2 separate regions of the Mus musculus genome follow, and region 2 is linked to region 1. A link is a loop called in an ENCODE intact Hi-C map of the cell type or tissue named here. Cell type or tissue: gastrocnemius. All regions are shown on one strand. Links, peaks and the distances in the headings refer to the core of each region. The heading gives the core; the rest is flanking DNA. Region 1 overlaps Gm26544 (a long non-coding RNA gene). Region 2 holds the start of Gm31384 (a long non-coding RNA gene).

Region 1 (5,390 bases), core at 209-5,208:
CTTTGTATTTCCATTTGAAGTTAAAGACTGTGTCGTTGTGCTTTTCTTTCTTTTAAGTATTACTAGAGAAAGAATGAGAAACAGCATCTAAATCATCACCACCATCACCATCATCACCATGATCATCATCACAAAGCTGAGAACACAAGGTATGACTAGGAACTTCTTATACGCATGCTTTTGTGTCCCTTTATGGACATACTTCGCAGATAGGAAAATAATCACGCTTCATTTGGTACCTTTCTCACCTTCTCTGACTCCTGGTCCAGCTTCTCATTGCTTCAAGGTTGAGGGCAGTAAGGCTGACATCAAATCCAGTCTATCACAGTGGATCATAACGCATGCCCGTGTGCTCCAGTCTGACCTTGCTGTGCTAACTTTATATCCATCTTTCCTTTCTGATCGCCTTCCTGGAAGACTTCCAACTCCAGCCCTCAGACATAAATAAAGATAGTAACCTAACAGAAACGCATTCAACCTAAGAGGTCCCTTATCTACACAGTGAAGTTAATACAAAACACAGACGAACTTTCTTTTAATGAATGCCTATATTGACACAGAACCCTTCCGTGAAGAGTGATGAAGGGTATGAAATTTCCCCTGTAAGCCAGTAATCAGTCTGCATGGGTCACAGACACTGGAAGAGAACACATAACTTCTGGGCCAGGGACAAACATAGCAATGGGCAAGGATCAACATTTAGTTCACTTAGCTCCTGAGTCTTGGTTCACCCAGGCTCTGCAAAGTGATGTAAAAAGAAGCGCACCATGCTAGACGGTAATCTTGCTTATCCTTTGCCCTGGGAGGATGAACTGCTGTCCAGAACGCCACAGCATCTTCCCCACGTTTTGTTTAAATTTCTCTTTTGTGTGTAGCATACCCATGCACCCGTGGAAGTCAGAATTGACAGCAGGATTCCTCGTTCTCTATTCACCTTACTTGTGCACACAGTCCCTCAAAACCCATTTTGTCTAAGCTGAGTGGCCAGCAAGTGCCTGGGACCCACCCCCACACCTACGCCCAGCACTAGAATTACAGGTGTCTACAACAATGCCTGGCTCTTACCCGGGTTCTGAGAACTTGAACTCGGGTGTTCACTAGTGTGACCCGAGTGCTTTTACCCGTGAAACCATCTCCCAGCCCTTTCCTCCGTGTGTGTGTGTGTGTGTGTGTGTGTGTGTGTGTGTGTGTGTATATTTGTGTTTGTGTTTAAGCTTGAGAAAAAAATTAACATGCCAAGCTGAGATACAAAAATTGTAAAACAAATCCAGTAACCACTCAATGGGATGAAGTTTGCAATGAATGGCAGTGTGGAACATGCCTGATGGGATTAGAGGTGGTTAGACCCTGTGTGGGGTGGGGGTGGGATGGCGGGGGAGGGGGAGGAGAGGATAAGGAACTAACTAGAGGACACTGAACAAAAAACGTTTCCAAAATGAAGCTCAGAAGAGGGAGAAAACTAAAAAGATGTAAACGAAGATCCAGTAAACAGAAGGGAAACTTGGAACAGCTTAATGAATATGTATGTGAAAGAGTGCTTCTGTAGAAAAGGAGAGAAATGAAATAGAATAATATTTTAAAAATAATAATTATTGAATTTGGGTACAATCATAAGCAAACAGGCCCCAAAGTAATTGCTTAATTTTAACTCATTGATTTAAGGTTGCACGATATGGCATCTGGTGAAGGACTACAAAAAGTCTTTAAGCCTGACACATGCCTATAGGCTTAAAATTACCAAAGACAATTTGCTTTAGAACATGTGTCAGTTGTGTACCGTAATCAAGAAGGCTGCCATAAACATAAAAGAAAACATTGAAAGTAAGAGAACACAAACTAGAAGTAACGTTAGCAGGAAAATAAGCTTCCAGAGAAAGTCAGCCAAAGCAGATTTCAGAAAAAGGAATGCTACACGCAATACAGAAAGTCACTTCACCTCCAGGAAAAGAGTAATTAATAAAGAGGCCCAGCACCTTCCAATGTCTAGGGTGCAATGAAGCTAAGAACTGAAGGACACCCGACTGCGCAATTACACTCAGATGGTTCTGTAGTCCCCAACCAAGAATAGACACAAGTAAACAAGTAGAAATAGAAAAGACTGGAACAACCCTTGATCTTCTCCATATTTGTAATACATGGACTTTACCAATAGACACTATATTTTAGATAATTAAACAGATGCAAATTAATTTAAAATTATTCAAATCATTTTAACTATCCTTTTGAACCAAAGAACAAATAAATTAGGAATTGGTAAGATACCTACAAGATTCTCAAATGCCTGGGAACTTATATTTTACTTCTTATTACTCAACTGGTCACAGAAAAAAATTGATGAGAAAGAAAATAAAATGTTTTAAATGGAATAAACATTAAGATATCATTTGATGGTACTTGGGCAGTTTTTATAGTGTAGTATCTACAGTGTTACAGAGGGTACAGTTTAAGAAAACACTGAAAGACTAGCATAAACAACTTCACAGCCAATACATTTGATAGTTTAGATGGAAAACAACAAATATCTTGTAAGATGTGAACAGCCAAATACTCATGAAGGAGAAACAGATAAATAAAAAATCTGTAAAGAAGCCATTTGGTCCAAAGTATCTTTTAAAAAAATGGTATCAATTTTATACAAATTTACACAATTTTACACTCTTCCTGAAAACTGGAGAGGCAAGCAGTTTACAATTAACTTGTTGTAGAAAGCCAGCATGACCCTGGCATTAAGAGAAAAGTCTATACACACTGTGAAAAGGAAAGCCATAGACAATGTCTCTCATAAACATACATAACAGATCACATCAACAAGATATAAAAGACAGTACTTTGTGCTCTTCCCTGAAATTCCAAATTGACTTAACATTACAGATTAAATACCCTAATTGATCATATTAAAAACTAAAGATGAAAAATGTTCGTGGCACCCTCTACATATATTCCTAAATTAAATGAAAACATTGAGGAAATCTCCCTAACTTAAGGTTAGCATCATAATTAGTAATGAAATATATGTAATTTTCCTATAACATCAGAAAAAAAACTAAGACATATATTTTCATTATTTTTATTCCACATTAAAATAGAGGTCTCTGTCAATAAACTGAGGAACAAGAAGGGGTAAGAAGTTAGACACATTTGAAAGAAGTAAAGTTATTTTTATTCATGCATGACATCATAATCGATGTAGAAAATTCTATGCAATGTGAAAATAGAGCAAATGAGTGGGAGCTATGGGGTTGTGGTAAGATCAATGTACAAAAATTAACTTTGTTTCTGTTTCCGTACACTGGAAATGAATAATTGGGATTAATATAGAAAAAGAAAACCATTTGCAATATCATAAAACTGTTATATTAGGTATGAATCTTACCAAGATACAAAAGCCCTATAGATGGAAAACTATAAAACATTGCTGAGAAATTATATTTTTGAAAAGATATAATGAAACGGAAAGATCTATGTTATCCATTAGTCTGCATGTGTATTAAGATGTCAGTTTGTCCTGAATGACTTAAGTTGAATTTCAATAAAAATCTCAGCAGGTGGTTTGTTAAAACCAAGGAGGTGTTGATTCTAAACTTTTTATGGAAGTATAAAATGGTTTTGCAAGAAGTAACAAAGTCAGAGGGCTAATGCTATCCATTTTGAGACTTAGTAGGAAGTTACAATAATCATAGACACCTTTTAAAACTACCTCACATGGAAATAAATCATAGACTGAAGAACTTATTAAAACATATTTCTATCTAGGAGAAGAAGCAAAACAATGAAAATAGTAATAAAAAACCAAAATTTCAAAAACATTTAAATAGAATTGAAATTAAAATCAAGAAAATACTGTGGCAATAAAAGACAAAAAAATTACATTTTTTAAAACAAGAAAAGGAGATACAACTGTAAGGTGCTTATATAGAGGAAATTAGTATGTTCAAGCAAAACACCTAAAGAGCAAAGCCAGAACACATGGCTGGGTGAGGTGGTGCACGCCTTTAATCCCAGCCTTTAATCAGGAGGCAGGGACAGAAGACCTCTGTCTGAGGCCAGCCTGGTCTATGAGGGAGTTTCAGGATGGCCAGGGCGACATTTTGTTGAAACAGAAAACAACTTTCAAATGGCTAAAGGGTAATTTTATTTCACCACAGACAAGAGATAAAATGTTTTTTAAGGAAAAGAAAGTAGAAGTTATGAAGTCTGGGAGTAGAAATACATTTTAACATGGCGGCAGTCTTAGTGTTGTTTAACATGGCGGCAGTCTTAGTGTTGTTTAACATGGCGGCAGTCTGTCTTAGTGTTGTTATGGAGGGGGCTGTGCCTGAGCAGAGTGTGCGGGATATCTCCTTCCTCACAACGTTTCTGTGAACCTAAAGACTCTCCAAAATAGCATCTAAAATAAATTTCAGGGCTGGAGAAATAGATGAAGGGCTAAGAGAACTTGTTTTAGAGAGCCTGAGTACAATTCCCAGCACCCATGTTGGGCCACTCACAAGTTCATGAGTTTCCAACTTGAAGGGGTCTGAGGCCCTCTTCTGGCCTTTGTGGGCACCTGCACACATGTAGCACTCGCGTGTACACACACACACACACACACACACACACACACACGAATAAAACAATAAATCTTTTAAAAATACACTTCAATACAATGAAATCATCATTTGTGTATCTCGAAGACATGTATTTTCTCATCACCATGCGAGCAGAATCAACAAGCCCTCTTTAAAGACACCATGGTTCATAGAGGTCATAGAACTTGACCAGGTCTCCCTATCGGAGCTGATTTTGATCTCATAGCTATTAAGCACTAATACATCAGTTGTACACTGAAACTACATTAGCCAGATAAAACACATGCAATGACACTTAACCGAGTAGTAAATAGACACATGGAAAGACTTCAACCTAGGAAGGAAATGGCTCCTTAAGTCCTTAAGGAGGTATGGAGGATGGAAGGAAACACTTAGAGATGCAGTCAGCTATCTCTGCATCTCAGAGTGAGAAACGGCAATAGAGTGCCCAGTTCTCCCAGCCAACGTTAGCCTTGTACCATTCCCTACAGTGCTCTATCTCAGCAGACATGTTATAGAACCCAAAGTGGGATTTTCCCCCCTCCCTCTCAAGGAATTTTCTCAGAAAGCCTAAAATGAAACCACATGCAGGAACAAAGAAACAGCCTTTTTTTTCCCCCAGAATTTTAATCAGCTGAAGTTGGAGACTGTGTTCTTCTGTGGGTCTATCAGGGGCAATCAGGAATGTTCCACTGTACATCGTATCGAAAAGTAGCCATGGTAAAAGAGGATCCAGAAGTTTTGTAGGTACAGTTGCTTTAAACATGTGAAAGGTGGGGCTGGAGATCCGGCTCAGCAGTTAAGAGCACTGGCTGCTCTTCC
Region 2 (5,390 bases), core at 85-5,084, 62 kb before region 1:
CCAGCTAAACTTGAACTCACAGAGATCTGTCTGCATCTGTTTCCTACATAACTGGGTTGCGTACATATACTGCCACATGTGGCTGGCTCAATTTGCTTGTATAAAAAGGAATAATAAATTTATAGTATGGAAGAAATTTAAAAATATATATTTAATAAAATAACTTAAAATAAAGAAAAACAACTACTGTATGGTTCTACATATAGGAGAATTTTAGAGTAGAGAAAGAAACATATTTGAGTTTATCATGGGTTGAAAGGAACGGTGGAATGGCAAGGTATAGCTTACTGCTTGCTTATAGGGGGGGGGGTTGGGTGTGCTGAGATGTTCAGAAAATTAATAGCAGCAATGGTTGCACAGCATCCCACACGTGTTTAGTGAAACCGAACTGTGCACTTACAGCAGTTAAAGTTGTCTGGCTTATGAATTCTACTTCAAAGAAAATATTTAAAGAGACAAGTTTTTAAAAAGGAAAACACAGAGAGCATCTTTAGATAATCAAGAACAGAGCCACTATGTTGTCAGTTTCTGTGTATGGGAAGACGTATCAGAGGGAAGACGTATCAGAGGAAGTTCAGTTTGAAAGGAAATAACGCAGAACAGAAATCTGGATGGGAAGGAAGGAAGTTTAAAAATCTTTAGATATTTTTGTAAATGCAAAATTTGTCTTTTCTTAATTTCTGTAAAAGATATTTGACTTAAAATATTTAAGGTGCATTTGAGGCTCAAAACACTGTAGCAGTAAAAGGCATGGCAACTTTAGCATAGGTCATAACGCAAAAGTGAGATAGTAAATCTATATAGGCTGACAGACTGAGGGTGCCTATTGAAATTTCTAGACAAACTACAAATTACCATGATAATGGAGAGGTTGTTCAGCTCAAGAAAAGACAAAGGAAATAAAAAAGAAAGCAGCAAGGCAAACACCAAATAATAAATGGATTTAAATCCATTTAAGCATTCCAAAACTTAAGTGACTTACAATGAAAAGCTATGTTAAAAGGCAGATAGCCTTTTGAGCTCTAAGCCACACATTTTAGAAGACACAAAATTTAAATATAAGGATGTTTAAAAAGAAAGGTCAGAAAACTGCACCAAAATAGGAAAGTGTAGTATATTTTACCAGTCTTCTATTAATGCCCAAGAAAAGTTTTCAAGAGGTTGCAGAGATGGTTTATGGATTAATATTGTAGTTCTCTTCCAGAGGACACTGAGCCAGCTCCCAGCACCCAAGTCAGGGCACTAAGAATTGTCTGTAACTCCAGCTCCAGGGGCTCCGAAACCCTCCTTTGGATGCCACAGAGACCTGCCCTCACATGTGGACATACCCACACTCATACACTCATGATTGAAAATAAAATTAATCTTTAAGAAGAAAAAAGAAAAGAGTCATTAGAACAAGGGATGTCACCAGAGATGAGGGCATTTCATACTGATAAAAAGATCAATTAGCTAAGAAAACCCAACATCTCTAATGTATATGTTCATAACAACAGAGTTTCAAAGCAACATAAAGCAAAAACTAATAGAACTGAAGTACTAAACAAATATTTTATTTTCACATGTGCTAGATTCAGTTTGTATTAAAACAAATATTTTTTGTATCTCTGGGTCCGTGGATTGGAAGACTGAATGTCGTTAACAGATTGTAGTTCCCTACACTGAGGTGAATATTCATGGAAATCTCTTAAATTCTAAGCAAGCTCATTCTTAATTTGGTAGAAACTGATCAGCTGAATCTAAAACTTATGTGCAAATACACAAAACTTAGCATATAAATCTTAGGAATAAAATAGTAGCTATACAGATTTCAAAACTTATTATCTTATTAAAATACCATGTAATAAAAGTAGTACTGTTGAAAATATAAATGCATCAGTGGAACTGGGTAAAGAAGAGAAAAATAAGAAATGGATTATTTTTAAAATGTCAATTGAATTTTGACAAGTCACCAATCCAATCCAATGGAGAAAGACATTCCCCCTCCCAACACATGTTACTGTAACATTGAGAAATTTATATAGATAAAAACATAAATCTGGGCGTGGTGGCACATGCCTTTAAACCCAGCACTCGGGAGGCAGAGGCAGGTAGATTTCTGAGTTCGAGGCCAGCCTGGTCTACAGAGTGAGTTCCAGGACAGCCAGGGCTATACAGAGAAACCCTATCTCAAAAAACAAAAAAACAATCAAACAAACAAATCTTAACTGCTATGATACATGATCCATAAATATCTGAGATGGCTGACAGGACTGAACTAAAATGCTTAATACTCTAGAAACCTACTGGGAATAAAACATTGGAAGCATCTCTGTGACTTTTAGGAACACAAAGGCCTCTTAGGACTCTAAAAGCAATAGTCATAAAGAAAATTTGTTGTAGTCTATGAATATTAAGAATTTCATCTCACAATAAAACACTAACAAAGCAGAAGTGTACGGCAGAGACTGGGAGAATTTATTCTCAAATGTGTATCTGGCAAATGGCTTATTTCTAGGTCATATGAAGCAACGCTTTAGTTGGGCCTGGGAGATAACTCAGTGGTGAAGAGCACCAGCTGCTCTTCCTGAGGACTGTGGTTTAGTCCCCAGCACCCACCGGTGGCTAAGGACCATCTGTCACTACAGTTCTACGGGAGCTGCTGCCCTCCTCTGGCCTTTCTTGGCATTGCACACACGTGGTGTCAACATTTTCATAAACACACTTTTCACACACGTTCATGCATATTTTCTATTTCCTCACCTGCCTCTCACTCCCAAAATCATGACTACAAAGCACCTAGCTGTCTTGACAGTACTTGGCAAAGCTCCCCAGTGGCCTCTTTGCTGTCAAAGGTCTGCTGTTTGATCAGTTTCACTGAGGCAAATGGTATAAAAATTTTTGCCTGTAATTTGCTGATTATAGCTCATCTGTTTTTTTTTAAAATCCTCACTCCAGTCTCTGAATTTATCTACAAAACTGACATCTTTGTTCATACAATCCAGGGGCTGGCTGTCATTGGACCATGCTTACTATCTACCTTGTTACTATTATCTCCTATTTGCCTTTGTCAGATTCCAGATCTGGGGCCCTTAGATGTTTCTTCTACTTCTCTTATCGTCTCCCTTGTTTTCTAGGTTGAATCTATCACCAGGTTTCATTAATTCTTTTTTCTAATGTCCTCACATCCACCTTCTGTCTCTGATATGCTCTGTCCTAGAACTTGACTAACTTCTGATTGTGCTGAGAACATAGCTAGAGAGTAGCTCGCAGCCTCCTGTAAGATTAAACTCATCACTTATAGCGACTTACAATCCCTGGTTTGTGCCATTGGTACAAACATAAAGAGACACCTGGTTATCATTTCCATGGGACCAGGTACCCTTCCCAGCATGGGCATGTCTCAGACGGGAAGAGTCTACTTAGAAGAATAGTAAAGGAAGTAGCCTGGAATATCCATCTTCCTGCCTTAAGGATTTCATAAAAGGAAAGGAATGTCTTTCTTCGCAGGCCAGAAAGCTAAGCGCTTCCATAAACTAGACCCACTCTTACATCTCATGGAGACTCTCATCTGAAAGTAGAAACTTGGCTATACAGAGGAGATAAGATAAAATAAACAGTGTGTGTGTGTGTGTGTGTGTGTGTGTGTGTGTGTGTGAGAGAGAGAGAGAGAGAGAGAGAGAGAGAGAGAGAGAGTTCCAAGCCCCAATCATCTGTCTCTGCCTTTCTCAGGGTTTAGTATTCTGGGCTCAAGGAATTCCTGTCTCCCCAAAGGAAGTGTTTTCTTTTATCTGCAAGGACTTTCTTTACCAGCAAAAGGATGGATCTACCCACTTCTAACTTGAAATGTTGACTATAAGGTTCTTCTTCATCCCTTCACTGGGAGTAACACATTCTCTTTCAGGAACCAGTTTACATCTCAAGCCCTTTCTATGGAATTCCTGGAGTGACCTAAAGGAAAGGCTGGGTTTGTCTCACTTCCTTGGATAAACGCGAGAGGAAATGAATTATTCTCATAATAGCTTAAATTTTTGGTAAGCCTGTATCAGGGGCTACTTCTGTTCTCATGAAATCGGACACTGTTCACGTGGTACTCCTTTGAGTGTTGGCTGTGATCGCTCTGCCTTAAACGCCATGCATCTTCTTTGACAGGCTTGTCCATCATGTCAATGATGTCTTGGGCTGTATGAAGTGATCTATCAAAACGTTTGAAAATAATCCTTCATTATATTAGAACTTTGAACTCCATCTTTCCAAGCTTCACTAATGATTACAAGATTTCATTCTTACTACCACGTGTTTAAAAGATCATATCCTGTCTTCTGATTTTGACAGGAATAGATAAATCTGTAAGCCAGATGCCTTGATTCTGACTACTTGGCCACTCTTCAATCTTTACATTGCTGCCTCTCAGCATCCAACACCGTGAACCTTGCAGAGTTCTTCCTTGCACCTCTCTGAGATCTTGCCTACTCCTGATCTCTTCAGTGGGTAAGTCTTCACCAGCTGAGATTCAAATATTATTTTAACTTTCTTCAGGCTTGCGCCTAACTGATGAGAGCAGTCATGCGAAGAACAAGTGCTTTCCGTTGCAAGCGCTTCAGATTTCCTCACCAAGATTCCCCTTGTTTTGAAGCCACCTTCAGCAAGTGGGTTTTAGTAGTGTTTGTTGGCTGTTCTCAGCCTGCTCTGTCACATCCTGGGTAAAGATGTGAATGAATGTTTTTCGTGGGGTCAATCTGGCAATATGTACTTAGATTAACACTCTTGATTTTTTTTTTGCACTCTCTACTTATGCTCCCTGCTCCCCTCAACTACAACTAAAGCCAGCACTACTTCTTCTTATTCTCCCTTGAGACAGAATCTCACTGTGTACCCCAGTCTAGCATAGAACTCTCTTTACAGCTCCAACTGTCCTTAAACTCAATTTTCTCCTGCCTCAGCCTATGCTGGGGTTATAATCATGTCCCTCCGTACCACAGCTACTTTTTTTTCTTTATATGAGAAACCATTTCTGCTGGCCCAATCTCTTATCTCACACATATCTTCTTTACAGATATTACGTGAGTACTACTCCAAAAACACCCCAATTCAAAAGCTTTGAGAGAATCTTCTATACCCATCAAGCAACATTCATGTATCTTAGGTTTGTAAGCTTATCTGTAGGGTTTTGCTAAGTAACTGATACCCGAGGACCTAGCCTACTGTGGAAGGCATTATTCCAGGGAGGGTTTGCGTGTCCTGAAGCATACACAAGTCAGGAGGTCAAGCTAAGCACAGCCAAGCAAGTGTCATTCAGTTATTTCTCTTGACTGTGATTGTGATGTGAGCAGCTGCTTCTAGCTCCTATCACTGTGATGTCCTCACAGTGATGGACTTGTAGCCAAGAAGCATACAGTGGCATAGGCCTC

The links. A loop is a pair of places that touch in the nucleus more often than their neighbours do. Peaks named below come from ENCODE experiments on the same cell type or tissue, not always from the same donor. Only the 100,000 strongest peaks of a DNase experiment are listed, where the experiment ranks them.
Region 2: it touches region 1 in a loop (7-fold over the local background); 3 of 42 quality-filtered maps call a loop at or near these places.

What each region holds. Positions count from the first base shown.
Region 1 is chr3:116,150,640-116,156,029 of GRCm38, forward strand. It overlaps Gm26544 (a long non-coding RNA gene), which reads left to right. Exons shown (of 6, transcript XR_375975.2): 1 at 1-149. Among named protein-coding and RNA genes, the nearest start is that of Gm26544, 2.9 kb to the left of the region's middle. In gastrocnemius, for the core only: no CTCF peak of the experiment used is centred there; no DNase peak of the experiment used is centred there.
Region 2 is chr3:116,089,239-116,094,628 of GRCm38, forward strand. It overlaps Gm31384 (a long non-coding RNA gene), which reads left to right and starts at 4,355. Exons shown (of 3, transcript XR_375970.2): 1 at 4,355-4,470. In gastrocnemius, for the core only: no CTCF peak of the experiment used is centred there; a DNase peak (open chromatin) is centred at 2,653.